2 separate regions of the Homo sapiens genome follow, and region 2 is linked to region 1. Evidence: chromatin loops called from intact Hi-C (ENCODE). Cell type or tissue: ovary. All regions are shown on one strand. Links, peaks and the distances in the headings refer to the core of each region. The heading gives the core; the rest is flanking DNA. Region 1 overlaps LINC01837 (long intergenic non-protein coding RNA 1837). Region 2 has its middle 110 kb from the start of ZNF536-AS1.

Region 1 (16,255 bases), core at 4,779-7,278:
AATATTTAGTAATTGGGGATTTCACATAATTATCTGGAATTCTGGCTTCATTCAAATGTTTGGAAGTGCTGGGAACACTGGATCCTTACCACTGTGCAGAACAATTGATTTCTTTGGATGGTGCAGACCCTCCCGAGGCCTCTGCAGACCCCTACTCCTTGTTATCTGCCTGGTCCTGGAGGACATCTGACTTGCCACTGCAGGTGTTTCTGCAACATTGGTGTCACTGGGGGCCTGTGATCCTTGTTTTCTGGGATAGTTCAGCCACTGCCTTACGCAGCCTTGCCTCCCCTCACTATGTGACCCACTGGGGTTTGTTACAAGTGACAACTGGGCTGCAGAGTGTCAGCTATGTTGCTCGAAGGTGGAATCTTGCATGTGACCCGCTGGGGCAGTGTTCTTCAGCACAGATGCTGAAGAACCCTCTCCTGAGAACACGATCCTCCTAGACGTCTAGAAGGACCACCAGGTGCAGAAAAACCGGTCCTCAGAGGTTGATATGTAAGGGGTTTACTGCGCAGCTTCCTCGCGCTCTGCGACAGCTGGGGTCAACTGTTGAATCCACACACCTGCCTCAGCTAGGAGCGCACTCCTGCGGCATTTAAAGATGCTGTCACCTCTGAAATTGGGACTTGCTGAGGTCTGGGTTCTCACCCTGCTGCGGTTCCCAGTGATTTATTTTTTCTTTTCTTTCTCCCCCAGTAGTGGTAAGATACATGTATCTATTGGTGTGTGTCTGTGTGTTGTGTTCTTGCTAGGCACAGCAGGATGGAGCCCCAGGCCAAGAAAGCTAAGGTGGGGGTCTCCTTTCACTCTATTCTTGTCTGGCATGAGGGAAGTTGCTGCAGGAGTGAGGGTGGTTCTATGCAAGCCTGTCCCCACTGCTGGGACAGAGCTCAACGGCCCTGTTTACTGGCACTCTCCCCCTTCCCCTGTTGGACGAGGAGTTTCTCGAGGACAGGGCCTGTTGTTATTTTCACCTTTGTGTCTAAATGCCTGGGTGGATAGATTCATGGTGAATTGGTTCCATCTTCTTTATGCATCTGGGATGGGAAGTTGCTAAATTAGCATGGTTGCTGCAATACAGCAGGTATGGGAAGTAGTTTTAGAAGCCTGGGCTGGAGGAGGTGAACCAAGAGGGCCCATGGGCCTGCATCGGAACTTTGACTCTGCCACTTCTCAGCCATTTTCTTATCTAAATGAAGGAGGGGCTGGGTGAGTTTTTTAAGGATACTCTGCCTGTTGAACCTCTTTCTTTCCTTTTCTTTTTTTTTTTCTTTTCATTTCTTCTCTCTCTGTCTCTCTTTGAGACAGAGCCTCGCTCTGTCGCCAGTCTGGAGTGCAGTGGCATGATCGCGGCTCACTGTAACCTCCGCCTCCTGGGTTCAAACGAGTCTCCTGCAGCCTCAACCTCCTGGGCTCAAGCGATTCAACCTCCCAAGTAGCTGGGACTACAGGCACCCACCACCATGCCCAGCTAATTTTTTGTATTTTTAGTAGCGACGGGGTTTCACCATGTTGGCTAGGATGGTCTTGATCTCTTGACCTCGTGATCTGCCTGCCTCGGCCTCCCAAAATGCTGGGATTACAGGTGTGAGCCACCGTGCCCTCCCTCCCTCCCCCCTTCCTTCCTTCCTTCCCTCCCTCTCTCCCTTCCGTCCCTCCCTCCATCCCTCCCTCCCTCCTTCCTTCTTTTCTTCCTTCCTTCTTTCCTCTCTTTCTCTTTCTCTCTTTCTCTTCTTCTTTCTTCTTTCTCCCTTCCCTTCCCTTCCCTTCCTTTCCTTTCCTTTCCTTTTCTTTCCTCCCTCTCTCTCTCTTTCTCTCCTCTCTCCCGCTCCCTTTCCTTTTTTCTTTCTTTCTACAGGGTCTCCCTCTGTCATCCAGGTTGGAGTACAGTGGCACACAATCAAATCTCCCTGCAGCCTCAACCTCCTGGGCTCAAGCAATCCTCCTGCCTCAGCCTCCCAAGTAGCTGGGACTACAGACGTGCATCACCACGCCGTGCTATTTTCATTTTTTGGAGAGACAGGTTCTCACTATATTGCCCAGGCTGGTCTTGAACTCTTGGCCTCAAGCCATCCTCCCACCTCGGCCTCCCAAAGCGCTGGGATTACAGGCATGAGGCACCATGCCTGGCCTGAACCTCTTCCTTTCTTTTCTCTCTCCTCTACCTGTGTTGTCTGTCCAACACAACTGCCAGATCTGACCCTGGAACACAGTGTTAATTATCTATTGTTTGATTGGAACACCACTTTTTGTTTTTTGAGATGGAATCTAACTCTGTCACCCAGGCTGGAGTACAGTGGCATGATCTTGGCTCACTGCAACCTCCACCTCCTGGGTTCAAGTGATTCTCCCGCCTCAGCCACCTGAGTAGCTGGGACTACAGGCGCCCACCACCATGCCCGGCTAATTTTTGTATTTTTAGTAGAGACGGGGTTTTGCCATGTTGGCCAGGCTGGTCTCTAACTCCTGACCTCAAGTAATCTGCCCCCTCAGCCTCCCAAAGTGCTGGGATTACAGGCGTGAGCCACCACGCCTGGCCTGGAATACCATTTTCTTAAGGGTCTCTGAGACCTAACCCTGACCTGAGCTGGAGGTACTGTCACGTACCTGTCAGTGGGCAGCAGTACCCGTCAGAAGGCCACAATGCCTTCGTTATCAATAAGAGTTGCCACCCTGAGACAGTGTGCACACCCCTCTTTACCTGCCTTCTCCATGAAGCAGCCATACTTGGGCTCCACTGCAGGTGCTGTTGGTGCTAGGACCTTGCTCCTCTGAGAAGGGGGCTGAAGTTCCCAGAAGCTGAACTTCCAGTTGACAGCTGGCAGGTTGTTGCTGAGATGGTGGTTGCTGGAAAGGTGCATCTGACCCAAGCTGGGTTTGGTTTTACTGGAAATCTGTATTCAAAAGCTCTGGTTTTTGTTCATTGTGTCTAAAGAGACATAAAAATTAATTTAGCATTTGAGACCCCAGTGAGGACAGAGCCTGTCTCATAACAAGCTCAAAAGGATCCCCATTCTGACCACACAAGAAGATTTTGAGTGAGTTTTGAGGGGATACACAGGATAAGGGAACAAAAAGCCCCTCTGGCTTAGGAGGTTAGGGTGGGAGAAGGGTAGATTCCTTAAATATGCCTACAATGCAGCATTTCTTAGAACAAGGAACTGGAAAAAGGACATTACCAGAATGCCTAGGATGAATGAAATGATTCTTAGTTGAAGCTCTTGGAGGAAGGGCATTTTATTTTTTTTCTCATTGTTGAGACTAAAGGCTTGTTCCTATAAAGGTGTCAGAATAGAGGGTGACAAGTGCATCTCCAAGGGCTACAAACTCAGGTGACTGCCCAGGCCAGGCAGGATATATGCGTGGGTGAGCACAGCAAGGCTGGGTGCTCCTTTGCCCACTCTTGTCTGTGCCTGGCTGAACCCTACCAGAAGAGCAGGAAGGGTAGTAACCAAGGGAGAAAGAACAGGCACAGTTAGTGCATCCTTGGAGGCTCACATATATACACATCTCTGCCCTACACATTCTCTGCTACCTCCTCCCCCAAAGCTTTTGCTGCTTAACTATGCCCAAGTTCCCCCGTTCTGTGAGAGCTAAGAATTAACCTTGAGTTGATGTCCTTTTGGGCATCTGTGTTTTCTTGCCGTGTGTTGCCAGAAATTGATGTATATTTGACTCCCCACGTGTCCTACCCCAGTGTACATTGACCAGATTGTAACATCTTTGACGGGGAGGCTGTTTGCCTGCTCCTCCCTGCCATTGTAGCCAGGACTGGGCAATACAGGGAGTATCCACGTATCTTTCTTTGTGGGTGGGCTGGTGAGGTCAATGAATCTCAGAGGTCTTGCAGGCCTAGGGTTCTCATTGCAAAGGCCATCCAAGACAAACAGGTAATTTGTTTTAAGCGTATTGCCCGGAATTCGAAGCAAACGCTGGATCCAAATAGTCTAAAAGGTGGCTGGAGCTTCAGGCTTTCCAAACCCATCTGTAGAGTTATATGATTTACTGAAATACAAGAATGTTCTGCTTTTAGTGCTCAGAGCTCCCAATACCCAGTTATTTGTTTTACACATTTTCCCCATTAGAAATTGAAACATAGCAATTAGAAGCCAACCCAGATTGTTCCGCATTTAGGGGGTTTCACATGTCTACTTGATAATTTTGTATCTGTAGCAGCTTGGGCATAGCAGCCTTAAAGAGCCTTGTTTGGATTGTTGGAATAATGTTTTCCAGTTTAAAGTAACTGCTAGAATGGTAAAAAAAAAAAAAAAGAAGAATAAATGCGTGGCAAAACTCAAGTCTATTAGCCTTGCCGTTCACACCTGTAGTTTCTCTCCATCCAGGTGTGGGGTTAACTCAAGCACCTCGGGTGTATTTGCAGGGATTCTTTAGGAAAAAAGAAAAAAAAAAGAGAGAGAAAAACCCAAGATGCCTAATCAGAAATTACCTTACTGGTAGTAAAACCCAAATTCATGAGAATGTATAAAAATAGATTTCTTTTAAATGCCAGGGAAGAGATTTGGAAGCGTTTTGGCAGATTCGGATGCACGGACCGACCTGCGCCAGGTTCTTCTAACGTTAATAAATATTCATTTTGTTTTTTTGGGGGGGAGTCCAAGTACTAAGCAGAGGGTCCTTGTTGTAGAAGTGAGATCTAGTTCTGCAGCGAGAAATTCGAATTCTTAAATACCAGGTATTCTTTTCTAAAACTGTAACTCTTTCCTCGCAATTCAAACGGTGCAGGGGGACAGCTGCTCCTGGAGATGGATTCAGCCACGGCCTTTTCTTCTCTCGTGCAGCTAAGCCAAGCCAGGTATGAAAACGGTGCTCCCTTCCCCTTCTCAGACATCTTGTTTTTCTTTCTTGGACACACAGAGAAAGCTCCATTAAATATTGATAGTGTTTTGATACATTAAAATCGAGAACAAGTCAGAAATCTTATATACAATATACACAGATGTCATTTTTTTCTGGTTTCGCCATTTTTGACCAAAAGCGTCAATATTTTACAGGAATTTCTTTTCCCTTCAAAGCCTGCAAGAAGTCCACTTCTCACAGAATGCATGTCCAGTTGGTACTGAAACGGTTCCCCCCAACATGTCTGTGGAGATCGCGTTATTAATATTATTTGAAAAATCTACTTACCACTTGTGTTCAATTTAGCAAATTTGGAGCTTGAAAAAAACCCTCAAAATAATTTTCCTTCATCTGGCGGAGAGTAACATTGTTCATAATAAGTAAAAATAAATGTTTTGCCATTCTAAAAATAATTTAAATAAACTAGAATATATATTTCAAACAATATAGTTCATTTAAATTTATTTGAAAGACAAAAAAGGTAAAGAGAGAGAGAGAGAAAGAGAGAGGGAGAGATGGAGAGAGAGACCTCAGTTGCAGCTGTTCCAAAGAGTTCGGGTACAAATGTTCTTTCATTCCTTTGCATGATTTTGATAAAATTAGGTCAAAGAAATGTTCATTTGAAAACAGTGCTTTGTCATATTATCTACAACACATGTCTAGCAAATTTATGAATCCAGCATTCATCTGCGTGAAGTTTCAAATCCTAATGAATGGTTTAGACAGCATTGTCATCAATTTTCCGCAGGTGCAGCTGAGGCAATCAGTCAATTCAATCAAAAGCCTCCGTCAACTTGCGTGGCGCTGTCATTTTTTACATTCGGATTGCTGAAATTAACAAAAACGATCCTCCCTGAATGCCGTTACACTCCTCCCGCCTTTGGGTGGCGCTTTTGAGCAACGCTTTGCCGCTCGCCGTGCTGCAGGATCTCGCAGCATTTTTTTTTAACTTTATACTAACATAATATTTCTTTTGTGATATTATGGAGATAAAATTGCACTGTGTGTTTTAACACACATTACAACAACCTCTTAAGGCAAAAAAGTAAATTCATGCAAATGAGTTATAGAAAGTGAAAAAGATTTCTTGTTCGGTGCGGTGCGCGGTGGGACCCGGCGCTGGGAAACACTCCAATTGCCAGGTTCTGAACTTCCTCGTCCCTTCTCCTGTCAGGCTGTGCAATAGAGTGCAATGCGGGCTCTCAACTTTGGAACTGTTGCTTTAAGATTTAAGAACCAGGCCACCTGGTTGCCTTTATCTTGTGTTTCCTCTGGGTTTACCTTCCACTGCCTTCCAACAGTCTCTGGAAATCTCCGGAGTGGGCTTTACTGGTATCGGGAGAGGCACGTTTTATTGCAACCTGGGTGATGAGAATTCTCTTCCTATCACTGCAAGCTATTGAGCTCCTTCTCCTCAAACGGTTAACAGCAGCTTCAAACCCTGCCACTTACCTTAAAAGAGTTAAAGATCCTAAGAAAGAAAAGCTTTGGCTTTTTAACTCATTGAAAAATAAACTTGTTTCCAAAACTCTGTAGTCTAAGAAGGATTTCAGCAGTGCCAGTGAGGTAAAGAGAAAACTGCAAGAGACACTCTGCATATGGCAAAGATGAACACTCTGTCTTCTGTCTCCCAGGAACACTACCAGGTTCCTTCTAAATCTTTAGAATATATGGACAGACAGAAAGCACTTAGTATCAGTTTCTCCATGATGAATAGAGTTAACCTTTGTAGTTCGCCAAAAGTCAGTAAGTTTTTCTTTCCCATTTGTTTCAGTCCAACGATGAGTAGAAATGCAGGTAGGACCAGATAAACTCACATTGTCTTGGCCTTTTTGCTTAATGACAGCAGCCGACTGCTTACAGCAGCTGGCAAAAGAGAAGTGATAATATTAACTTATTTAAATAATCAGGTTACATGTAGTGACAGACGCACTCAAATTTATTAAAGTCGCTTGAAAAATATTTAGATGCTTTTCCTTTGCAGACATCATGAATGGTCAATTGCCCCAACATTTCTGAGGCCGTGTTAAAAAATACACTTGGTTTCTAGAAGAATGCAAATTCCAAGGAATATAATAAAAATGTTCTTTTAAACAACTAGCTATGTCACTTTGCAAATAGCTTTGATGTAGCATTCCTGCCTGCATAAAGTTGAAGCTACATCTGTGTCAGCCATACCTGAGTTTATGATACCTTCCCTGAGAGAGCAATTAGGGGCTGGTGAGGGCTGGAGTTCTAGCTAATATTTGAAACTACATGTGCGTCTGCAAGCTAAAGGGGAAAAAAGGGCTGTGATCATCTGTGAATAGAGAAAAGAATTCTAACAGCTCCTACCTTTTAGACACTTGATAAAAAATGCGGTTGGGGGGTGCCTGGAGAGTCTCAAGGGAGTGGCTTTTCCGCTGAGAAATGAAGACTGCCACATAGCCGCCAGCCGGGCTTGCTGTAGGAAGCTTACAATTCAGCTCTCTTCGGTGGAGTTTGAAGTTAAATGGTCCTGTCTGCTTCTTCTCTTGTTTGTGTCACTTGTTAAAGATCCCTTGAAATGCACCATTACAGTTTCTTCTTAGTTGATTACAACAGAACTAAACTAGTCATCTTGCATTTCAGCTATCCCTAATTTCTTATAAGGGCCCAAGGAATAGATCTTTTCTTTTTTTTTAATTGCCCAAATATAAAAACATTTGACTTGCTATTACTCTTAATGTAACTGTAGATCTTGTAATAAAAGGTGAAGTGAAATTGAGTGTCCATAAATCAAGCAAATGAATGCACAGAAAAGAACTAACGATACATATAGTCAAAAATACGTGTAGCCTTAAAGGAGATGCTTGGCATTGTGTGTGTGTTTTAATATTATGCTTTTCATTAGGCTGGACTCTGTTTTACAGGGAAGACAAATATTTCCATATTTGAATTTTTCTTTCTCTCTTCCAATCCAAAAGAGAATTTCTTTTGTTGTTGTTGTTGTTAGTTTCTTTCTAAAAGGGAAAGAAATTAACATTGCTTCCCCCCCCATGAATATATGTGGTGAAAAGCTTGCAGGGTGTTTTGATGAAGCATGCAAAATGTTTTATTAATCAGAGTAATAGAGTAGAAATGAAGGCAGTACGTCTTTAAAAGTGCCTGGGTGTCCAGGTACGCGGGGAAATCCGTAAAACCGTTGACCAAGCACAATGTACGTAGACAAATGTCTTCTCATTGCGTGATGCGTGAAGGCCATGATAGATGGCTTCTAACAACAAAGCGTGACCACAGAGACAAAATTAGTGTTGTTTTAATTACCAGTGTCTGTAATGTTATCTATCCATAACTGCCTGAAATAGACCGTCACAGAGGGTCAGAAGGCGACCTGAGCTCATACTTCCACACATAGCTTCCTTATCGGTTCTGGAGTCGTAACAGCAGTGTGCTTAAAAAAAAAAAAAAAAAAGAAAAAGAAGAAAAGAAAAAGTTTAATATTTCACTTGAAACATTTACTTATAACAAAAAAAATTGTTTCTTGTTTAAGGGAAGTGCCTTTATCTTTTTCTTTCAAAGCAGATCTTATTAAATGCTATTTGGAGGTCAGAGTAATGGGCAGAAAATGGGACTGGCCTTGACATTCTTCAATGAAAGTTTACATTCTCGGAGCGGTGTTTTTTGTCAGTCACAAATAGCATTATGACACTAATAGGAAAGAAGGTTCTTTATTTTTGAAACCTCCTTGAGCTGAGACGGGCTGTTCTTCAGACATTTGTAAGTGTGTATATTGTGAAGATGAAGTATCCCTTACTTTCTGAGCTTGCGGGAGATGAAAGATAGGCCAGTTTTTGAAAATGGCCTGCGTGGCACATGCTATAAATGAGCAGGGAAAGCAATCGAGCTAATAGATTACAGTAATTATCCAATCTTTGGCTAGTTTGTATTGGCAAACTATAAATACAGTACACATTAGAACAAGGTGCTTACAGAATGTACATGAAAGGTCATTGTAATTTGCAAGTCGCTAGTCATTAGAATATGCTAAAAACCATTGCTTCAGGGCTCAGATTTTAATGATGAATACATTGATTATTAAGTAGCAGAGGAAAAATGTACAAGAGCGGCTGTGGTGTAATGATAGGTCGCTTTATTTTGGGAAGGAAATCAACTCAGCTTCAGAATGCAGGCATTGAGGAATATAATTGCAGTGAGGAAAATTCCTCAGAGGAGCTTGGCACATATTAAAAGCAAAAACTTGAGACATGTTTGTGATAAGATTACTAATAAATCTCTGGTAAGTCTTAGACTCCTGACAATAATACAGCAACAGAGTACTTCATCTTCTCCAAGCTTTAGAATTTAAGATCAGTCACAAACAATCTAAATTACGACTGATACTAGGCAGATGCAGTACTGGACGATGTTGCTTGTCATAAATCTCTCGTTCCTTATATGCAAATTAAACTCCATTTTAAAAGATAATTTTTCACATGGTGATCGCCTTTATTTGCAAAACGCTGGTGATTTTTAATGGGTAAAGAGAAAAAGCCAGGCTCTACATCCGGGAATGATTTTGTGCAAGAGGGGAGGCAGGAGCCTGTCATCTGGATGCTTAGGGTGGGGCAACTTGACCGGCTTTGGAGAGAAGTTAGGGACCAAGTTGGGTTTAAATACAGCCACACAGTGCCTAGAAGCTGCCTTGGCTGCTGGCTGCAAGGGGGAAGTCCCTGGGTTGCATCTAGGTTGCAAGGCTTTCTGACTTTTATATTGCAGAGTGGTGCGCCTGTTTCTGCTTGTTCTGGGATGGAAGCATTTTGTCTGACAGCCACCCGCCTCCTGCCCTCCTCCTGCCCCCCTCCTGCCCCGTTCTGTCTCTGCTGGGGAGTTCACCCTCTGCCCCTTGAACCTCAGTTCTAGCTGGCTATGGGGCCGAAACCCGGAGTAACTCCTCACATGGCTATCCTGAGTATCTTTTCCAAAAAGAAGTCAACATGGAAATGGCGTATAATCCTGAGTCCTGTGCCAACCGTTAATCACTTTTTTTTTCTTGCGTTTTAAGAGCAAAGCAGCAGCTTACCTCTGGATCCTGATAGAGAGGGAATGGCTTGCTTTTCCTCATCACAGTCTGTACTCATGAAATATTTGTCTCTGAAGCCCTGAATTTTTACTGCAGGGCTGTTGATGGGAAACTTGGAAAGAATAAACAAAAATTTAAAGAGTGGGAAGCACCTGCCTTTTCTGAAATCCATCATTCCGCTATGTCATCCATGGACCTCAAGGTTTATAGGAGATGCTCGGCCTCTTTGTTGAAGCCACAGGGCAGTGAGGCCAGGTGTGTTGAAGGCCTCTCCAGGGCCCCAGAGACAGGGATGCTGGCTGGCATTTATCTGGCAAAAGAGCAAAGCAAAGGGGTTTTCACACCATACTGGGTTCACCAGGGTAGTTTGGGAGCAGGGTGCTTGGGATAGTCTTATTCTATATACACCTCCAAAGAAATATCAGGACCAAGGGGCCATGTGGCCAAGTGTTTTCTGACGAGTAGCAGCACCACCCTGGAAATCTGGGTCCAATCAGAGGTTGGGCAAATTCTTCTTTTCCCCTGGTGCTATCAGGATGGAACTCCTACTGTTTTTCCATTGTTTTCTTGGAAATACATTGGCAGGTCCCAGAAAAGTGTTGGGAAGTCTGTATTTGTGCTTCTCTTTGTCTTTCTGTCGTTCTACCCCCACACCCTGAACATACACACTCTCTCTCTCTCTCCCTCGCTCCCTGTCTCTCCATGTCCTCTCCAAATTAACAAACTTAAAACAAAAACCAAGTGCTTGTTGATCAGTGCTGACAGAACCTGTTCCAGGAGGAAGGGACTAGTGGCTCCTCGGGGGAAGATGCGGCGGGAACCAGGTGGAGCGGCACATCCCTCTGGGTCCTGTGTAGCTAGTCATTTTATCAGCCTGTGCATTAAGGGGCAACACCACAAAAGGGTAAGAGTATAAACATGCTTTACAATTCTCAGCTCCCTAGCATAAGAATACTTCCTGCGTGGATGTAAATTTACAACAGGTGCTTATCAAATGTGAAAACGCTTGCAAATCGGAAACAAACTTAAGGGCGAACATATCTCAGTGACGGCTTTTGCAAGGGCTGTGCTTGATGTTGGGCTATAATGTTGTTCCTCTTTAGTTTCTACGTGAAGTATCTTTCCATGGTTTGCCACAGGGAGAATTATGATGGCTGAGCCTCAGACACTGGTGTGAAGATGCAGATTTGTTTAATGAAATCCGTATTTACCATTGGGTTACAAACACAGCTAATATGCCCTACATTCAAAGGAGAGATCTTCACTCTCAGAACTAATATTTTCATTAATTCTGTCTTTCTACCAGAAGGCAGACATCATCTAACCATCTTTGCAGCGTAACTGCACCTGTGATAGAAATGTTTTTCAACCGTCCCGTTCTCGATGACTAAAATGTGTTGTATTTGTAACATAAGGCAACAGCTTCCTTTCTTGGTTTGCCTGTCCTAAGTGGTGAATTCTCCAGTATAATCGGGCTGTGTGTGTTTTTTCTGAATTGCACTTTTTGTTTTGCAGTTTTAAAATAGTCCCCACCCCTTTGCCCCCCAAATCTTTAAGGTTTGCTTGTAAGATGTACTTGTTGTGCAGGAAGCAATTAGCCTGTTACAGAGATATTAATTAACATGTTGAAAATGTTTTCTTTATTAATGAGAAATTCACACATTCTATTTAAATTAATTTGTATAGTTTAAAATTAATTTATCGTGGCCTTTGATGACCTCAGATCTACGAAGACAAAACTGGAGTATTGTACTAACTGTTAAACCATTCATTAAACATTTTATGCAAATAGTGTTTGTTTATAAACAAATTAACTGCAAGGATTTTCAAAACAGGTGCTGTGTTGTGAATGCGTACTAAATGATGTGGTACTGAAAGAATTAATTAGACCTTCAAATGTAATTAGTTGCAATAATTTGCGTGATTAGCGGCTTGGTTAAGAAGTAAGACACACACATTGTAATGCATGGGAGAGTCACTGCAGTAGCTTTGTTTTTCATATGGTGAGGATGAGTCTTCTCCATGTTTAGGAAATTTTTCAAAAAATTGCTGACATAGCTGCAGTTAATTGCCAAGTATCCTGTGGGGGGTAATGTTGTTGTTGTGGTCTTTTTTTTTCCTCTTTCTCCCTTGGCTTCTTGCAATGCATAGCCACTGGATGCAATGCTGTTTATTTGCACCTTTATGAATTTTTAAAAGAGAAAGTTGTTAACCCCAGATCTTTTCATCCCCAGAGGATATGACAATGCTTAACACTTTGAGGGTTAAAAGACAGTACACAATTATTATAAGCCAAATGAAACATGTCCTGCATTTCAAGAGCGGCTGTTATCGCTCAGGGAATAGCGGCAGTCATTTTTTTCTTGACGTTGCAGTGTCTTTTCTGTTCTTTCAGAAGATGGGCCGCCACTGTGAACAGTTTAGTCTGATGGGCCATGGAAACTGGTACTTGTCACTGCCGATGGCTTGTTTACATGAGGCTGGTATTCTAGAGGCAAGGCCGTTGAGATCCCTGGGGCCAAAGCTTTCAGATGGATTTATTCTCTAGGGCCATGTTGCTGTGAGATGGCGCTCAACGACTTAGGGACCCTCAGATCTCTAACCTCTATGCTGAGACCTTCCATAGTACTGTCCTGCTTTGAAGGATCCTGGTAAATAATAGACCAGAGTGATTTCATTTCTTCATTTGTTCAGAAATATTCATTGGGTGCTCACGAGGCACCAAGGCCCTGTTTTAGGCTCCAGGGGGATGCGGTAGTGACTCATACAGATGATGTCCTTTTCTCATGCAGCTTCATTGGGTGCAAAGGCAAAAAAGCAGATGCCAAATCTCAGACAATTTCAGCCATGAAGAAATAGGAACTTGGCTGATTTCTCCTTATTCAAGTGCACGATTCCTGTTGAAGCATCTCTGAACAACTGTCACTCTTGTGCCCTCACTGGGCAATAGTGACATCCTATACTGAAGAAGACGGGATAGAGGAAGTGGTAGTTGGTTAAGGGGTGAGCCAGAGTTCTAAAATAAACCTGTTGTGTGCCTGTGCCTGTGTGTGTGTGTGTGTGATGTATCCTGCTGCTCCTGAAACCTACTAAATGACAGAAAGACTTGAAATACATGGTTTCACTGGTTTCACATTTTAGGAAGGCTCTTTTACCCAGGGGAAGAGTTGAATTATCTCGTCCCTTCCCTACCACACTGAATGACCTTGGGCAGGGCTGGGGTGAAATCTGATTTCCCTTCCAGCTCTAGACATCAAGGATTCTACTCTCGGCCTTGGAGAGGTTGAGGATCTAGAGAAAAAAAAACTTGTGAGTTTCCTTAAGACCACAGCTTTCCCTCCTCTGAATTTCTTGGCGGTGTTTGATTCGGTTCATCCTCATTTTCAGCTGGTGTTTGCAAAGCAGTCTTTAAAATAGGCCCTTTTTGGATGATGTTTGAACTTGAACAAAATTAACATTTGCGTGTCATCAGTAGCTGCAGTGCATCATTCTGGGCAGTGAAGGATGAAAAGTCAAGAATGTGGGCCGCTTGATTAAAATGAACAATCCAGGAAAGTTCGGAAAGATGGATATGTAGAGCTGGCCTGCTAATTTATGTGGACTCGATTCCAATTGCAAAGGAACATTTTTTTTCCCTTTGAAACTTTTAAGAAATCAGGTTTTAAAGCTGAACTGATGCACCACTCAACTTAAAATAGAAGAGAATTTGATTTTATGTGGTGCCTTTCACATTCCTGAACTCTATATAATATCACACATCAGAGCTCCTGGCTGCAGGGTGGCTGGGAGGCAGGGCTAGGTTGAACGATTCCTAAGAAAAGGATGAACAACCATTCCCTTTGCAACACTTGGAAAGAGCTTCCTGTGGGTTTTTAAAGCCTCTCTCTTCAGGGCCTTTGCACGTTTTCTCCCTCCTTGGACTGTGAACATGGAGCAAATATTTACAGGGGTCTTAGGAGCTCTGTGCACAAATTGTCCTCTGTGTGCAAACACCATCCTAAATATTTACTGGGACCTTAGCACCTCTGCCCACAAATTGTCCTCTGCATGCAAATACCATCCCGTCCTAGAAGATTCAACTAGAATGTTGTTTCCTACTCCCCAAGGCAACATTAATAGTTCCTTTCTCTGAAGTAACCTGTACAGTAGTATTATCAATTATTGGGCTTGGTTGTGTGTGTCCTTGGGAAAATGACTGCCCTTGACTGAGCCTCACCTGCACGTTGGAGCCATGCATAGGATTGCCTGAAGGTAGAGGGAGAAAGCTCAAACTAAATGCCCAGCCTGCAGGCTCTTGATAAAAGTCAACATACCCTCTTGCTTCCTCTACCCTTGCATGGGGAGGAGTGCTGATGAACAGACAATAGGCAAATGAAACCCATCTCCCTGCCCACAGGCTATAAGAGGACTGGAGACAAGTCATGGATGGTCCCATATGTCAGATATTCTTGAGTTCCCAACTGATTGCAATAGTTACTGCCTTTTGAGAACAGACACATTGTTCACATGCTACCGAGCAAGACCCAAATAGAGACCTAGCTGTTCTCCTTACTGGTGTATGTAAGACTTCTCTTATGAGCCTCAGTTTCCCCAGTTGTGGAATGAGCAGTTCTGGTGCATTAGGGCTCCTTTCCACACTGATACTTTAGGAACCTGTATTTGGTTTTGAAATAATTATAGAATCAGGAGATAAATTAGACCAAGTTATTTCCTCTGCCCTTATGATCTCTTTCGTTTTTTTTTACACATTTATTTTGAGCTATATTCTTTCTCTCTCTCCCTCCAGTGTGATATATGAAAAAACAGACTTTAAAATGGACCTTGTAGAATAATATTTGGATTAGAACAGAATGCTATTCAAATATGCATTCAGTTGATTTCTGCTTAAGCATGTTTTGGGTAAAAAAGTTAAAAATGGGGAGATTCCCTTAGACTTAGGGAGCTGGAGCTGGAGCTAAGTTGCAATGAAGGAGGAAGTGGCTATAAAGAGGAATCTAGGGTATCTCTTAGGGCCTCACTACCCTGGACACAGAAATGGTGGCTCTGTGGTAGAGGGCTCGAGCAATGTTAAAAATGAGGAAATAATCTGAACAACCACAATGATTAATACAACACTCGTCTTCAAAGAGCCATGAGATCTTTAGTATCTACAAAATATATGAGGCTTCAGTTGAAGTTTTTATCAGAGAGATGCAGCTGGGGTTTTATTTCATCTTCACTCAGCTGAAGGCAACCTTGAGGGCGGATGGAAGGGGGTTGAGGTGGGCGGGGAGAGGTCTGAAGACAGAGAAGCAATATCCCTGCATAGGCACTTCGGGAAGCTTGGTGTTCTGTGTTGGCATACAGAAAAGTACAACAGGGGGCTTGTTTGGTATCAGATACAGCTGGCTTGAATGGTGTCAGTCCTAGGTGTCACTCTCTCCTCTACCACTTACTTGACTGGGTGACCTCTCCCTCCGTCAGTTTCCTCCTTGTTTTTTTTTTTTTTTTTTTTTTTTTTTTTTTGAGAAGAAGTCTCCCTCTGTCACCCAGACTGGAGTGCAGTGGTGTGATCTGGGCTCACTGCAACCTCAGCCTCCCAGGTTCAAGCTATTCTCCTGCCTCAACCTCCCCAGTAGCTGGGATTACAGGCACTTGCCACCACGCCTGGTTAATTTTTGTATTTTTAGTAGAGACAGGGTTTCACCATGTTGGCCAGGCTGGTCTCAAACTCCTGACCTCAGGTGATCCGCCTGCCTTGGCTTCCCAAAGTGTTGGGATTACAGGTGTGAGCCACCACCCTTGGCCAATTTCCTCCTTCTAATACTGGTAATCTGTAAGCCCTACTGTGCAGGGTTTTTCTGAGGACTAGAAAGAACCTAGGGCAGGGTCCTATGCATAAGCGAAAGTCACCTGAACACTTATTTGAACAGCATTCTGTCCTAATAGCATTCTGTCCTAGACAGTGCTTGCAGAGAACAGACACTCAACAAGTGTATGTGAATATGCATAGTAACGTTATTCCCTCAGGTTTTCATGTGCACATTTCAGTTTGGGGCCTGTCCCTTCCCTGTTTTCTCTCTCCACTCTGTTTTGAAGAGCTCGTTGCTTTGCGAGGAGCGTTGATGGACTGTGTCATGTTGTAGGTTCCAGCCTGAACATCTCCAAGTAACAATTTTGGAAGCACAGACACACAAACACACACAAAGAAGTTAGAGGTGTGAGAAGACTAGCATTGGAGAGAGGCTCAAAGAAGAGGCCGTGTCATCCGATTCGTGTAGGAATTCACTGATCTCGGCTCCAGGAGGGACTTAGGGTCAGCATTCCTTGGTTTGGTCAGTTTCCCTGGAAGGTAAGAGGTGAACCCATCCA
Region 2 (16,255 bases), core at 6,159-8,658, 1.3 Mb after region 1:
AGCAAAATAGGGGTTGTATCCTTCAAACTGATAGATGATCTGGCTGCAGTGTCCCCGCCTGGAACCTTCTTGGAGTTCCTTATGTCAGTCTGTTTTCATGCTGCTGATAAAGACATACCCGAGACTGGGTAATTTATAAAGAAAAAGAGGTTTAATGGACTCACAGTTCCACATGGCTGGGAGGCCTCACAATCATGGTGGAAGACAAAAGACACTTCCAACAAGGCACCCAGGTAAGAGAGAATGCAAGCCAAGTGTAAGCAGAAACCCCTTATAAAACCATCAGATCTCGTGAGACTTATTCACTACCATGAGAACAGTGTGGAGGAAAACTCCCCCATGACTCAATTATCTCCCTCTGGGTCCCTCCCACAACACGTGGGAATTATGAGAGCTATAATTCAAGATGAGATTTGGATGGGGACACAGCCAAACCGTATCACCCCTGGAAGGGCAAAGAATTCAGAGGGAGGCCCGGCCTCTCTTCCCCTTGTGACATTTCTCAGACAATGGATGCTAGAGAAGGAGGGCAGAAGGGTAGGACTGTTTTGCTAGAAAAAGAAATCACATTCCGTGATCTCTATTGTTTATTGGAACTTAAAAAATAAGTTTTAAAAAAAGGACTCAACAAAATAAACTGAATAAAGTCAAATGAAATTCAGTTCAAGCTTAGGAAGTGCTTGTAAGTAAACATCATCAACCCTCCTTTGACAAGTGGCTTTCCATCACCCGGCAGCCCGAGCGGTGGCCTCGGGATGGTGGCCTGATTGTCAGCTGACAGATGAGGGACAGATCTGCTTGTCGAGAAGCCAGCGGATTGCCCTCGAGTTGTTTGTAATGACAGGAGACAAAGAATGGCTGCTGAGAGTGATCTCTTGTTTTACAAGCTCGGCATCAGGAGAGAGCCTGGTCCTGGAGCCCACTTGGGGGAATGGCCCTAACTGGACACAGCCTCCTCGGGCCACACTCCACCTTTGGCAATTTGCACACCAGGCCAGCTCGCTCCCTGTCATGTGCGTTCAAATAAATACTGTAGTAAAAATGATAAATCCTTTCTGCCTTATGAGTCACCGCACTCCCCGCTCTGAGATTTCTGTCTTTTATTGTCACTCTGAAACCATTTCCAATCATTTTTTGCATTTGATCTCGATTGTCTTAAAAAATTAATCAGACACATGTTCACTATGTTTTTATCCAACTGTCTCCAGAATGTTTTTCGACAATTTAGAAAAATGTTTTGAAAAATAGTAAAGGGAAATATTTAAGTAATTATGATCCTCACATTGCGGGGCCAAGTGAAGTAAACTAATGCAATGGAAACATGTTTTACAGATTTGTTTAATTATTTTTAAGTACAATGAAACTGCATTGCTCTGGGGGAAAGATTTATAATCTGGGCCTTCTCTGACACTTACCTCTTTAGGGACTGCATGCCTCACCAAAGGGAAAATGCCTGGGCCAAGGAGCTGCTTGGGTTGGATCAGAGCCGTCCCCACCCTATAACTTCCATCAGCCCTCCCTGAGCCTCCTTAAATAAACATACAATCAAAGTCAAAAACATATGCTTGTTATACAGAAGCATCTTGAAGACATCTCAGAACCAGTTTGTCATCCCAAGGACCTCCCAAACAGAAGTCCTGGTGCTGCCTTTGCAAAGGTGGAGCTTTGTTTATGGTTTGCTTGTGCCCTTCCAAAGAACCAGCCCGCCCCAGAACAAGTAGCCCCTCCCTGAGCTCATGCCACCCTGTCTTTGGAGAAGGGACATAATGAGGCTACAAAACAATGTAGCTACACCCAAGGCTGCATTTTGCCAGGTCCTAGGACCCAAGTGGGGAACAAAAAGGCTTGTTCTTATTCAGAATTATACTTGGAGTGTTTACCAAATAGGTTTGAGGAAGCAGAAGGACTCACATAATGAAAGACTCACTTCCTATTACCTAACTGGTGTGTTACAGTCCAATTCTGACACTAATTGCCTGGAGTTAGTATAGACTCCACAGGCTAAATAAGACCGCCCTCACTTTATTTAGATACGTGCTGCAAATTCAGAGGTCCCAGAGCACCCACACTTCTGACCAACTGGTACCAACTCTGAAGGAGACCTACAACTCCCTTCAGGTTCAATAACTCTCTAGAATTACTTCCAGAACTTAGGAAATCACTATGCTTATGATTACGTTTTATTACAAAGGATAAATTACCAGGACCAGCCAAATAAAGAGATACATAGAGTGATACCTTACATAGTCCCAAACACAGTTTCCAGACCCACTCCCCATGGAATCGGGATGTATCACCCTCCTAATATATCAATGTGTTCACCAGCCAGGAAGCACCACTGAGCTTCAATGTCCGAAGTTTTTATTGGGATTTCATAATGCAGGTCTCATGGATTAAATCATTGACCAGGTGATTGAACTCAATCTCCAGCCCCTCCCTGGAGGTCCAGCTGGCTCAAAGACCATGATGGGCCTTTCTGGTGACTGACTAGCCCCTATCCTGAGTTATCTCATGGGCATGAACTCCAGTGAGATCCAAGAGCTCATGAAGAACAAAGGCACTCTCCTAATACTTGGAAAATTCCAAGGATGTTGAGTCTGTATCCCCAGAACCAGGGACAGAGGCCAGTTAAATTCTTTATTATGCAATAATATCAAACCCTGAGATTCCCTGGGATGTCACTGCTTCTCGTAGATCTGACTACCCTTTACCCAAATTTCCACCCTACCCCCATTTTCCCAGTCTCTGAAAGTCCAAAACACATTCCATGAACTGTGGGAGCTTCCGGGAACTCACCCTCTCCTCTGACCTGTGCTAGCTTCCTGTTTCTCTTTGAGTCAAACCTGAGTTGAAACATGATTTTATGTATGGTTTCCACCTCCACTCCACTCTTACTAGGCATTTTATTAGTTTAGTCATATTTACTGAAGTCACAGGGTCATGATGAGGGATCATTACAAGCAGCACCTTGTCTTGAACATCCATCCCATTCCATTCACTGCATTTGCTCTTGGGGGCACAGATATTTTCCTTGTACCACTTAGAGCAGCTTAACAGCCATCTCTGATTCTCTGCAGGTCTTTGGGGTTTTGCCCTTGAGGCCACACAACCAATCAATATTTTTCTTCTAATTAATACAGAGCTCTCCCCTTCAGATAGAATGCTTCTGAACCCTCTCACTCCATTTCTTACATGTCTCTCATGACAGCCTTTACACTGCAACTGGCTACATAAACAATCTGCATTTGGGACCTGCCACCCAAGAAGGGGACAAGCGTGTCACAAAAGCAGGTATGTTACTATTCACGTGTTTGGCCACTGCACCTTTTTTGAGCCTGAATGTGAGAGACGATGGGGACCCTGAATGAACCTCAGGCCAGAGACAAGACTTCCTGGACCAGCTCTTAGAACAGTTGGTTTGTGGGCTGCGTGAATGCAGCCCTGTCCGGTGGAGAAGCCCTGAGGATGAGGAGAAACAGCTCAGGATGCCATGTTCAAATCCAGAGAGTTGGTCTGTGAGCCTCACCAGGGCTGGGCAAGTTCCCCAACAGGCTTCTTCAGACCTTTAATGCCACAGCTCTCTGCAAGGCCTGGAAAACACTGATATCTCTTCCTCCCCTCCTGCTTTTCTCCCCCTAGAGGGCCCTCAGCTGGGCACATGGGTCCCCAGGCTCTGCAGGGAGCAAGGCAGGCCAGGACCTCCCCTTCCCGGGCCCAAGCTATTCTCCCCTAGGGCCTCAAACTTGCTTTCCTACTCCCAAGGGATGGCCCATTGCAGGGTGACCTCCAGAGACTCAGCAAACTTACAAGGGGGAAAAACACAGCCTGATACTTTAAGAAATGTACTCCAGAGCCTTTTGACTTTTAATTTTTTATTGCTGTTTCTGTCAATTCAGCAGGTTTCAAAGCTGTGGCTCTAGAACAAGGTGCTGCCAAGGAGTTCATTTATGATATCACCAATGATGATAGACTCCATCGTTTAAGCCTCTGCTTAGCTGCTGGGGATGAAGCTCTGTACCAGGCCTTTTACTTCCGCATATTATTTCATCTTTGCAATAGGTCTCCAAGGTCAGGGGCAAGGGGGAAGAAAGGTAAACCTATTTACAGTGGAGAAACTGAGGTTCAGAGAGGACCAGCACTTCTCCAGAGACCCATAGTCTCTTAGCTGCAAATGTCTGGTGCTTTCATTTAACTACTGGAGATTCAATGGGTTGGAGGAGTCTGTAGGGGGTTTCCGGTAGACCCTCCCTCAGCCAGGCAAGGAAAGCATCCTGTACTTGTGTCTCATGAAGGCGATTTTCTTCATCCAGTAGTGTAGCAGCTAAGCCTAGTGGATCAGTGGCTTTGCAACTCTCCACTATCAAAGGGTCAAATTTATCCCAGGATAGCTTCTCATCTCCAGGGGTGTCCAGACCCAGCTTTGTCCACAAAAGCTCACAGAATCTCCCTTGTGGCAGAAGGATGCCAGTGTAGACAGTGTGAGGATAAAGTGGAGGTCTGCATTTCCCAGCTGCTGGTTTTATTGAATTAGGTCATGACTGGTTCTAGTAGGACGGCTTTGGGGCAGAGGGATATTTTCATATTTTTCATTTCATTTCCTTCATTCCTTCCTTCCTTCCTTTTTTTTTTTCTTTTCAGACAGAGTCTTGCTCTGTCACCCAGGCTGGAGTGCAGTGGCACAATCTCGGCTCACTGCAACCTCTGCCTCCTGGGTTCAAGTGATTATCATGCCTCAGCTTCCCAGGCTGGGAGTACAGGGATGTCCCAACACACCCAACTAATTTTTGTATTTCTAATAGACAATGGGTTTCACCATTTTGGCCAGGCTGGTCTCAAACTCTTGACGTCAAATGATCCGCCCACCTCGGCCTCCCAAAGTGCTGGGATTATAACAGTGAGTCACCGCCCACCCTCATATTTTTTCAGTTTGAGGTCTTAAGCGAACAGAAGAGAAGCACATCCCTGCAAACCATTCAGCACCATTCTGTGGGGCACCTGAAATAAAGGACCAAGGGACAGAAGCCCAAGGCCCATGGTAGGAAATCTGAGACTGCCCCCATGGAAGAGAGGGCTTTAGCGGACCCCAGTGGATCCAGAGGCCAGTCTAGCTAACCTCACATGGTCAGCGAACCCTTGAGACCCCTGTTCCCCTTCCCACCCCCCTCCTTGGCCCCCATCAGTACACTTTGTACTTGGGTGCTTCACGGGGAGCTCCTGCTTTCTACAAAGCACATCAACGGCCTGGGAAAGAGCCTTTGTTCCACCTCAGCCCCAAAGGAAAATCGTGTTGCAAGGGGTTTCCCTGTATATGATAATGGTTAACACAAACAGAAATGATCTCAGCCATCATGGAGTCTACAGTCTAGTAGAAAAAGATAAACACCTACCCATTCACGCCCACACACACACACACACCACTTAAATAAGCTAAGTTACACTTGTGATGTGTGCTATGAAGGAAATAACTGGTGTTGCCAGGCCAAGAGGGAGAGGGTATGAAATGAGTTTGTAGACACAGGCAGGGGCCAGGTCCTTGGGAACTTTGTAGAATGCAGTGAGAAGCTTGGATGTCACCTGATGTGTATGTAGCAGGAAGGTGCTGATGGATTTTAAATAGGAGATAACATGATTCAATTGATGGTTTCAGAAAAGCATTCTGGCTGCTGAATGGAAAATGGATTGAATCACCCTGGTATGGAGGTGAACACCTGCTATAGTGATGGGGCAAAGTGTAATAGAGTCTGAGGAAGGATGGGAGCAGCTAAGATGGGGAGAAATAGAGAGGTTCAAGACGAGTTTTTAAAACAGAAGAGGGAAGACTTGCTGAGGAGTTGGATGTGGGAGTAAGAGAAAGGAAAAACTCAAGGATATCTGGCTTAACCAATGTGGTGGATGATGGTGATGTCTACTGAGATGAAAAGCTATAGGGAAATATGTTAATTTGTATTGTTGCAAAGCAATTTATCACAAATCTCATGACTTAAAGCAACACAGATGTATGAGCTCACGGTTTCTATCGGTCAGTCTCTGGGCACAGGGTCTCATGGAGCTTCCATCAGGGTGTCAGCCAAGCTGTGGTTGTCATCTGGAGAGTTCTCTTTGAAGCTCACTATTGTTGTCAGAGTTCGGCTTCTCGTGGTTGTAGGACAGAAGTCTCAATCTGATTACCGCTCCAGGCCACAGATCATGCTCAGCTCCTAGAGGCCACTCCTGGAGCCTCATCAACAGCACTAAAAACCTCCTTTGAGTTGAGTTTTTCTGAACTCTTCTGCCACCAACTGGAGAAATCTCTCTACTTTTACAGTTCTCACTGGATTAAGTTAGTCCCACCTGAATAATCTCCCTTTATTAAACTCAACTGTGCTGTATAGCATAACCTAATCATCAAAAGAAGATCCATGGCACTCAGAGACCCAGGGATCATACAGGGCATGTGCACGAGAGGAGTGAGAAACTTTGGGGATGTCTTAGAATTCTACCAGTCACATGGGGGTGGTTGGGGCTGGATTATGAGTTATGAGTTCAGTTTCGGATGTGGTAATCTTGATAGGATTGCCACACAGCCAGAGTGAAATAAGAAAAGTCAAGGTTGGATACACAAGCCAGGTCTGGACTAAAACTATACATTTGGGAGCAGTCATTATGTTAAAACTGGGATAATGGGTGGGCTTACCTGAGAGAGAGTGTGGGTAGGACTGAGTTTTTAGGAACTCAACATTTGGAGGTTGAGTGGAAGAGGGGGATTGAACCAACATGGAGCCAGGGAGGGAACGTGCGTGTGCATAAGGTGGGAGTAGGATTTCCATCTAAGGAAACACACAAAAAACATCTATTGGATTGGTGGACGTCATGGAGGTTACTGGGGACATTCACCAAATGAATATTTGACAGTGTGGCGAGATGCAAACTGGATTAGGGTGGGGTGGAGAGTGAAGGTGTTCGTAGGTAGATGGGCATGGTCCAAGGGGGTAGAATATCCACCCTGCAAGGTGCCAGAGGGGACCCCGAATGAGGCCATGGCCTTGAGAACAAGAGAGAGATGGGATTGAGGATGCATGGGGAGGGATTGGCCTTAGACATGAAGAGGGACGCTTCCTCTCTCAGAGTCCCATCAGTGCGGAGGCCAAGCTGGGGCGCCATCTGGTGGTAGGGGAAGAAAATGAGACTCCTTACAAGGCCTCTGCTTTTCTTGGTGGTACTTGAGGCCAGCTTTCATTGGTTGTGCAGGGAGGGTTGGGAGCAGGCCGGAGGTTAGGTGAGAGGGCTTCAGGTGGAATTGTTGAGAGTAGGAACAACTTTTCCGGTAGAAACTGGACTGCAGGCATGCGTGAGTTTGGAGCTGAGAACCCATTCGAGGAAGCCTTCTTAACCAGTCTTCTGACCACAGGCAGGGTCACATGGATCCTGGAGGCCTCCTTTACCCACCAGCTCTACTCTCCACGGCAGAGCTTTACATGCCCCAGTGTGCATACATTCTTCCTTCTCACTTCCGCATATGGATGGAAGCTCCTGGAGTAAGGAATTGTGTATCTTCTACCCAGGATGGACTGCTGCATCCGACCACAACAGTTGCTAATTAAATGTTTCCTTAACTGAATTAATGAAGACCCAAGGGGAGAACAGATGCTGATGGTGGTGGATGCGTCCAGAACCCGCTGGTAACAAGCATGGCCCCATCGTGGCTTTCCTTTGGCCAGCCAGGGCAGGACAGAGATCCCTGGCGCCTTCAAAGGAAGACTGCCTCTATTAGTGGGATGCTGGGGTGTAATCCTAATTTTCAGATCCACACATTTTGTGTGTGGATTCATGGTTTTGTACTGAAGCCCAAATGAGCAGAAATACCCAGGGGGAATATCTAAAATATAAGCTTGTTATTAAGAGTAAATAAACCCACACAAACCCCGCACCAACCGGCTGTCTCTCCAAGTCAGTGGGAAGCAGGATGGCTTAGGAAGGAGCCACAGCTGAGCCTTCTCCGTGAGCTGGGCCATGCAGCACTGCCAGTTCCCAAGGCTGGTGAGCCGTCCATGCGTCCCGCCACCTGATGGCCATTCACGCAGAATCCCAGTGCCCCATCCTGCTGCTCTGTGACCATCTAGACATAGTTTCCAGCAACACCAGCTTGTTTCCTTAGCACAGGCTCCTTCGGACCCCCCTAGTCCCCAGCAGAGCTGCCCCATCCAGCTCTAAGTGAAGGGGTCCCTTTATCTCGGGCAGAGGAGACAGAAAGAGAAGGAGACCTGAGGAGGTGTATGGAGGAGACACAGAGAGACAGACAGAGCAGGACAGCAAACAGCTGAGCAATATGAGAAAGCTTAGAGCTGGGCAAGAAAGACCTGAGTTCTCCTGCTGGATCCACACTTTCTATGCATCGTGAGCAAGCCCCTAAGTCCCTTCCTCCCTCTGAACTTCAGCTACCCCAACCAGATGAAGATTTTAAGGCTCCTCACAGCTCTAACAGCTATCACACGGGGGAGAGGCAGGCCATAGATTAAGAGCAAAGAGGCAGAGAGAGAGACAAAGGTCAATAAAGATGGCAATTCATGCTGTAAATGCCCATGCCCTGTAATGCTGACTAAGGCACATGGTCTCTTACTCTGACCAGAGCAACTCCAGTACCAAAGAAGAAGATACCCCCATTCTGTCTGGTTCAAACAATAAGAACTTTTATATCCCATAAAATAAGAAGTCCAGAAACAGCCAGGACTCTGGAGTTTGATGATTTTGTCACTCAGGGAGTCCTCATTGCCCAGGGACCTTTCATCGCACCGTTCTGTCCTCCCAGCACACCCAGATTTTGGTGTCAAGATCACTTTCCTCGAGTCTCAAGATGGCTGGCTCTCAATGTACAAAAGTCACATGTAGAAATAATAAGGTCCAGAAGAAGAAAGGGTTTGCCTCTCTCTTATATCTCCTTTTAGGAGCAAGGGAACCTTTTGTAGAAGCCCCTTATCTTCTGCCCCACTCCTGGCTGACTTAAGTCTCACTGGCCATAAGGAAGACCTATTTCTCTTTCTATGCCAATGAATGTCTTGGGAGCTGAGGTTAATTTTCACAATTGGTTTACTTTTATCAAATCAGAGAGGATGGATGGTGAGGAGTTCATCATCAAGACTCCTACAAGACTACATTCACAGTAGAGCACTTTTGGACCAAGAAGGGTGGCTTGGTGAGATCTGGGGTGACATCTGAGCAGGTAATAGCCTTTGCTGGTAAGGTGATGCTTTGCAACCAATGCAGCTTCTGAAAGTCTTCTTTGGCTGTGGGCTTTCTGGATGACCCTGAGAACTCCTGTCTTCTTTCCAGACCTGTTTCCCCTCTAAGCAAGAAGGCATAGGCAAGGGTATCTCTAAGGCTGATAACATCAGACATGAAGTAAGTTTGTGGCTGAAGTATGCATCCTCATTTATGATCATCAGAACAGTCCGGAAAAAAAAAAAAAAGAAAAGAAGAGAAACTTCATGTAGACTTGAAGGACTTAAGGAAGAACACAGGAGATGCAAGAAGGAAAATTACCCACGCCTCACTTCATTTTTCTTCATTAGGGTTACTTACACACAAGAATGACCAGGAAAAGGCAGGCCAGTGTCAATGGTGGGTATGGGGCCCTGAATCCATCTAGAGCCTTGGCCATAAGTGGTGGGAGAGGCAGGCGAGACTAACATAGGTAAAGAAAGGGAATGCGTTGGTTCATATGACCACAGGGTATGACAGTCAAGGGAGCATGGTTCCCCCAAGGGAAATTCAGGATTCTGTGACCTAAAGAAAGACAATATGTGTGGGATGGGAGGAAAACAGTCCATGGACATTCATGTAATGGGACTTTAATTGTTCCAAACATTTAATATCCCCCAGGCCGTGGTATGCTTAGGCACAATTTTGCACCAGTTTTCCAGCTTCTCAAGGGGAGAAACATGCTTGAGACTGAACTCTCTTAAGAGGGACATGGGGAGGCCACTTGGACAATCATGGGAGTGAATTCTGAGGTCAGCCCTCCTATTGAACACCCATGAGAGGCCAGCAGCCCTCCTGTTTTCTGTGGTTCTCCCATGAGAATTCTCAGAGAGGAGATTTAGACCCAATAACAGATGAAAGCCACCCTAGTAGTATGGCAAGTTGAAGATGAACATGTGCAAACATAAGTTCATGGCAGGGTTCTGTCTGCCCCACCCCAACCCCCACCCCAAGGAGTGAGGCCAGGCCCCCCCCCCAACCCCACCCAGGGCACCTCCTGCACCTTGAGGGGGAATGAGACCCATGCACATGGAGCGAGGGGTGGCTGGCATGAGGCCACCCAGAGGGGCGAGCCTCTTTCCTCAGGCTCCTGACTAAGCCTTGCTTTGGCCACAGCTGGACTCCTGGGACCAGGACGAAGTCTGGCAAAGTGGCAATGCGCGCGGGGGCTGGGTGTGGACGGGAAGGACACAGAACGCTTTGTAAGCACATCTGGGCCGCTCTGCAGGAAGAAGCTGCTGACAGACTGTTTGCCAATAAAGAAAGTTGCACAGCCTAATAAGAATCAGATGGCTCCTCCAGCCCATCTCCATCCTGGCTGTGCTTTGCAGGATGTACCTAGGCGGGGCCAGGCAGCTCTTCCCCTGGGAGACCCAATACAGTGGAGTCTTGTGGCTCCTTCCATCAGCTGAGAGCCAGGAAGTCTCTGTCCCTTCTGTGCTCTGGTCCAAGTCATTCAGAAGCACTACCTCCAAAGCTCTGGCCCATCCAACTGCCTTCTATTGGGCCATTGTTTGATTAGTGTATGGCTGTACAGGGCTGGAGTCTCCCATGCCCAGAACCAGCCTGCCCATTATCTCACATGGTCATCTTTCCAAGGTGACTTCTGGAAGCGGGTTTTGTCTTTTCAACAAAATCAGATTTCAAGTCTGCTGGAGGCAGGGTCCCATCCTGCATTTCTGCCTCCTGCCTGGTCAGAGGACTGAGCACGAAAGCATCCCTCAAAGGGCTCTGTGGGTCCATCCACAGTTCCAGCAATCCCATCTGATAGTGGGTACAGAACCCCCCAGCACAAAAGCAGACAAGAAGCCAACACTAACCCATTGACTGGCAGGAGGGAAAAGGGGGGCCACCAAAAATCCTCAGGATCCATGATTTTGAAACTTAAACTGTGAAACTTCCTATAATCAAATACATATTTGAAAGCTCAATAGGTAGAACAGAGGAGAGCAAGTTTCCCTAGATGGGAGCAGGGGCCTGGGGGTTCAGTAAGTTTATTCTTTCTCTCAGCTTTTCTATTCCTTCTCCCAGGGAACTCCCCAAGGAACCATGGGGAATTCCAAGCACTTCTCTGGGACCACCATGAAAATGGCTGCATTAGCCCCTCCTCCAGCCTCCTGGTAGACCACCTTACAGCAGTTCCAGATAAACAGATACCTTTCTTAGCCTTCTCTGAAACTGAGGAATAGAAATGCATCCTTTATGGTGGAAAGATCTCCAGACTTCAGTTCAGAAGCCCTGGCCTCCCATGCCAACCCTGGCACCTACCAGCTAAGCAGCCTTGGGCCGAATGTCCTGGACTTCGATTCTCTTATTTTAAAGCAGGGGTGGTGCTGCCCACCTTACTAAATGTAGCACTTGCTGAAATCCCTAGGATAAACCTGGCACTTGACAGTCACTGATTGTGTGGACCTGATTGGGATGCTATTTTTGCAGAAGCAGAAGGAGCAAAGAGGGTACTTATGGGGTCAAACCCAGGGCAGGAAATCTGGGAGGCCATCGCAGAGTTCCATAGAACCCAGGAGCACAGGGAGAGGGCAGCGTTTGGGTATTTTTCCCTGAAAGCATTTTGTGAGGCTGCTGCAAGACATCCTGTACATTCTATTATTAGGAAAGGAACCCAGCCCGGGACGCAATCATCATAAACCTCAAACTGCTGTTTACAAATGCGGGGATTTTGGTGAGACCTAAAATGCTCTTCCCCAAATGCATTCTCCCCCGCCCCCTTGGTTTTTAAACCCATGTGGATTCCAAGGGAAATTGAATCCATATGTTTCTGGTTCATTTACACTGAACTCATCAAAATGTAATTTTGCAACATCTAGTTGACGTCCAGGATGTCTTTAGAAGCCTCATTTTTATGCCTTTTTATAAGCCCCTCTCCCTAGGAAACAGGAAGTTATGCCTTGCAGAGAGTGGATGGAATTCCAGCCAAGCAAGGGTTCTGCCGAGAAGACCCACGAGACTGGAAGGAGCTCTTATGTCTTAAGGACCTTTATCCATGTCTTCATCCCCACTTTCAGAGAAGGGAGCTTCAAGAACTGCCCAGTGGGAAGCACCCAACTTCCCAACCCAGAATGGAGTGGAATCCAAGCTACCTTCGTTTCAGCTCTGTGACTTGTCACCTCCCTGATGGTCAACGAGATTTACTTATTTTTTTTAATAAAACAGCTAGTTCCATTTTGTTGATGGGGACTCAGAGGCTTAGGGTAGCAAAGTGACTTGTCCAAGTCAATGGCACAGCTTGGATTAACAAACTGCATGGGAAAAGTCTTTCCAGACTGAGAAGTCCTGTGGGTGAGAACGTGCTCCGGATATCTGTGGGATAATGGAGAGAAATAGACGTCGTTTCTGACCTGGTTCACTCTGAGGCCCGACAGGAGGCTGAGGTATTACATTACCAGTGTGCTTTGGTTTCTGAGTAGGTTAATGGTCCATTTAAAAGTAAAATTTTGACCAACTAATAAGGCTTCGGTCACAAGCTGCAGTTTACACACAAATACGAATGCAGGGAAGGAGAGGGGCAGCTCAGGGTCGCAGTGGTGGAGGCAGATAAGTGGGACATTTGGATTCTGGTCCTGAGTCCAGCACACAGTGGCATCCTCAAATACCTTCTCTAATTAATTAGAACACCGTCTCTGGCTTCCTTCTCAACAATTATGCAGGCAGAGAGAAATAGCATGTCTTCCAAGGGCTTGCAAAGGTCCCCATGTGTTTTGAATTGGTCATCTGGAGGGTGGTGACTGCCTGCCCGCTGCCCTCAGAGCCGGGTCTGAATGCAAGATGTGGGCTGGCAAGGCCGTCTGGGTAGAGAGGGGGCTGGGCCGACCTCTCACCCTGCATAGCAGACAGTTGGAAGAAGACGGGGGGCATTCACACCAGGCAGACTTGAAGTGACACAGCCAGGTCCAGTATTGGGCATCTCTGTCCTCTTCCCCACCAGTAGTCATCAGGGGCATTGAACCTAGTCATGCCCTAAGGTCAGACCATTCACCCTCACTAGTTAAGGATTGGCAGCATTTGACAGGAGGAGGACAATGTTGTCTGCAGCATTCTTATCCATAGTTTCTCCCAGGCTACCGTGAAAATGAGCTTGCCATCCATTAACCTCTGTCCCCTCCTTCCCCCAAAAGCCTAAGATAGGGCCTGACACTCAGTATATTCTTGCAATAAGTGTCCTGTACATACCAGAACTGGACTGGCTCTAGGAAAATCCAGCCACTGCATGGTTGGTCCCCAACAACCTTAGCCAGTAGAGAGGTGCCTGTCTGTCAAGGGAGTCTTTGTTTCCCCAGATGGATGGAAAAGCTACATCCCCAGATGGATGGAAAAGGCAATTGCCACTGCCCTTCTCTCTCTTTTTCCTGCGTTAAATGTAGATGTGACACCTGATGGTTGAGCAGCCATCTTGCAACAACAAGGCCGCAAACATGAGAATAAAACCAATGAGCTGAGGAGGACGGAGGAGAAAAACAGACCGTGCAGATGGCATTGTTGATGCACTGAAATATCTGTAACCAGAATAATTGCTGTATGAGTAAAACAAGCCTCCTGTGTTTCTGAACCCTTTGTTGGTTTTCTTTTCCTTGCAGCTGAAAGCATTCCTAACTATTCCTGGCTATTGAGAAACAGAATCCGAACACTGGAGGGAGCTGAGGCAGAAGCTATTAAAAGCTGGGACTCAAGTCAAAAGTCCTGTGCAAGGCAAGCATGTAAGTCCTATGTTACAGGCAAACAGAAAAACCATGAGTCAGCCCAGGAAACTGGTCCACAGAGAGAGCTCGGAGCCTAGGGTGGCTGTCAGGAAGTAGTAGTTATGTCCATCCATCTGGCCCAGGTACTTGAAGCAAGGAGGAGGGACCAAGAACTAGTTCTGGTCCCAGTCCAGCCCAAGGGACTCACTTGAGTCCTATGGAGAGGAGCCTGTATCACTTCCACACAAACACAGCATGATGCTGGCATTCTGTGGCCTTCTATTTTGTTGGAGAGAGAGTTCCAGAGACATTTCCTCCTGGACAGGACCATTCTCTGATGGTATCTTCTGAGGACATGGGATGCAGCAAGGAGCTTCAGAGAGCCGTATCCTGGTATCCTGACCATACCTCAGGGGCTACAGCCAGCTCCTCCCAGGTTCTGGCCATGTCAGATGTGATAAGTAATAGAAGCTGGCTGGAGTGAACACAGCTTTTCTCGACATCGCCGAGGTAGGAGAGTCACACTGTAGATAAAGTGGTCAGCCCTCAGCACACACATGCAGTCTGGCCATGTTTGCCTTCAGGTTCTTCCCAAGTGTTTTGCTTATACCCATATTTTCCCTTCTTCTTCCTGGCACCTTCCCTTCTCCCTAAAGACTCCAAGTGTCCTGGAGCTGGCCTGAGAGCCTGTACACACCAAGGGTCCTTGCCTCTTTCTCACCAGAAGCTGTTAATTCCCTCCCGGCCCTTTTCTTTCCCCACAAATCTCAAATGTGTCCTAATATTATAATATGGGAATCACCATTAACCTTCCGTCCACCCGCAAAGGGGAGTACTAGTGGCAGTCTCCAGTGAGTTATGTTGGGCCCCTCTTGGAGGCACTCCCCAGCACCTCACTGTTGATAGCTGGGTGAGCCCATGGCATTTCAGACCCTTCCTCATCCTGAGCTGCACCCCTGCTGGGCCACTTAGGGCAGGGCAAAGGCAGAGAGAGGCCCAGAAGGTGGACACAAGCCATTGGGCATGACCCCTCTCCTGGAAAGGCCATATTGGTCTCTGCAAGGTGTCTGAGTTCTGTAGGATTTAGAACATTGGTCATCTGGGCAACCCGAACCTGGTTACCAGAGGAAACAAGCAAAGTGCTCCCTGGTGCCCCTCTTGCCCCTCTTCCCATCCATGGGCATCATTAACTTAATTCCCATTTCCACTGTCTAGATATTTGGTCCATAAAGAACTAAATTAGCTCCATTATTGATCCTCATGGCACGGTGGGTCCAGCAAGGTGACTGGCTTCTCTGCCCATGAGAGGGGTAATAGTCAAAAATAGAGCAGAGGCCAAAGTTATTTTGAATTAACTACTAATGGATAGGATTTCTATAGCTATTTTTTAATACCTGTATGATTTGATGAAAATCAGACTCAAGAGGAACTCAATTTTGTTTTTCATTAATATTCACTTTGTTAACACGAACAGATGATTTCTGGGAGCTCTCCTTGCCCTTTTAATTTGTCTCCATATAATGTGGTGGAAATATCCTCCATTATTAAACTGATTAGCAAATGCCACAAATCTTTTCTTGTAGATTTCTTCATTATTACTTATGCAGGACAATGTGTTTGGATTTTGTGAACCAGAAGGCTGGAGATGGTAGTATTGAAAAGCAGAGGGAGAGACAGGCTTTTGAAAATTCAAAAAAGTACTAAATAACAACAGCAAACCTGTCGCGAAACAGCACACTTTGAATTTCTTTAAAGGGACAATGATATTGCACAGGTTACAAATGGGAAGTCACCCTGCTGAGAATTAACGAACCGGACAGACCAGACCTTAGCACCCAAAACAGAGCCTGTTATGAATCGCTTTCTACAAAGGAAAGAGAAATCTCCATAGCCCCTCTAACAGGTATTTATTTAGATGCTTAAATCCTCCCTGTGGTGGGGAGCTCACTACCTCCCAGGGCAGCCATGACCAATTTAGGATCTCCAATTGCCTTTTCTTCGATTTAATGGAATTGAAACCACTTTCCACTTCAGGATGACGTAGAGCAGGGGCAAAGCTCTTTGAAAGCAGAAAATCTACAGTGCGCAGGACTCAAGAATTTCAAGCATCTCTCGAGTGACTTTCCCTTGGACTGGCTTAACTCTCCAAGTTCCCAAAGCCTTTTCACAGAGATCATTTCATTTCACATTCAAAGGGCCACACCAACTAAATGGGACAGTCATTATTATTAAAACAAACACAAACTAGAGATTGCTGAGGAAACTAACACCAAATTAATACTTATCTCAAGATGATCAGAACTAGTAAGGGTGAGATTTGGGTGGGA

Evidence for each region. Peaks named below come from ENCODE experiments on the same cell type or tissue, not always from the same donor. Only the 100,000 strongest peaks of a DNase experiment are listed, where the experiment ranks them.
Region 2: it touches region 1 in a loop (4-fold over the local background); 2 of 110 quality-filtered maps call a loop at or near these places.

The regions. Positions count from the first base shown.
Region 1 is chr19:32,031,513-32,047,767 of GRCh38, reverse strand. The region is part of intron 2 of LINC01837 (long intergenic non-protein coding RNA 1837); the gene reads left to right. LINC01533 (long intergenic non-protein coding RNA 1533) reads right to left here. Exons shown (of 5, transcript NR_110675.1): 2 at 10,673-10,778; 3 at 10,061-10,214; 4 at 2,712-2,935. Among named protein-coding and RNA genes, the nearest start is that of LINC01533, 14 kb to the right of the region's middle. In ovary, for the core only: a CTCF peak has its summit at 5,761; DNase peaks (open chromatin) are centred at 5,747 and 6,021; H3K4me3 peaks cover 544 bases; H3K27ac peaks cover 1,255 bases.
Region 2 is chr19:30,775,924-30,792,178 of GRCh38, reverse strand. No RefSeq gene overlaps it. Among named protein-coding and RNA genes, the nearest start is that of ZNF536-AS1, 110 kb to the right of the region's middle. In ovary, for the core only: CTCF peaks have their summits at 6,946 and 7,145 (motif pointing left); a DNase peak (open chromatin) is centred at 7,126.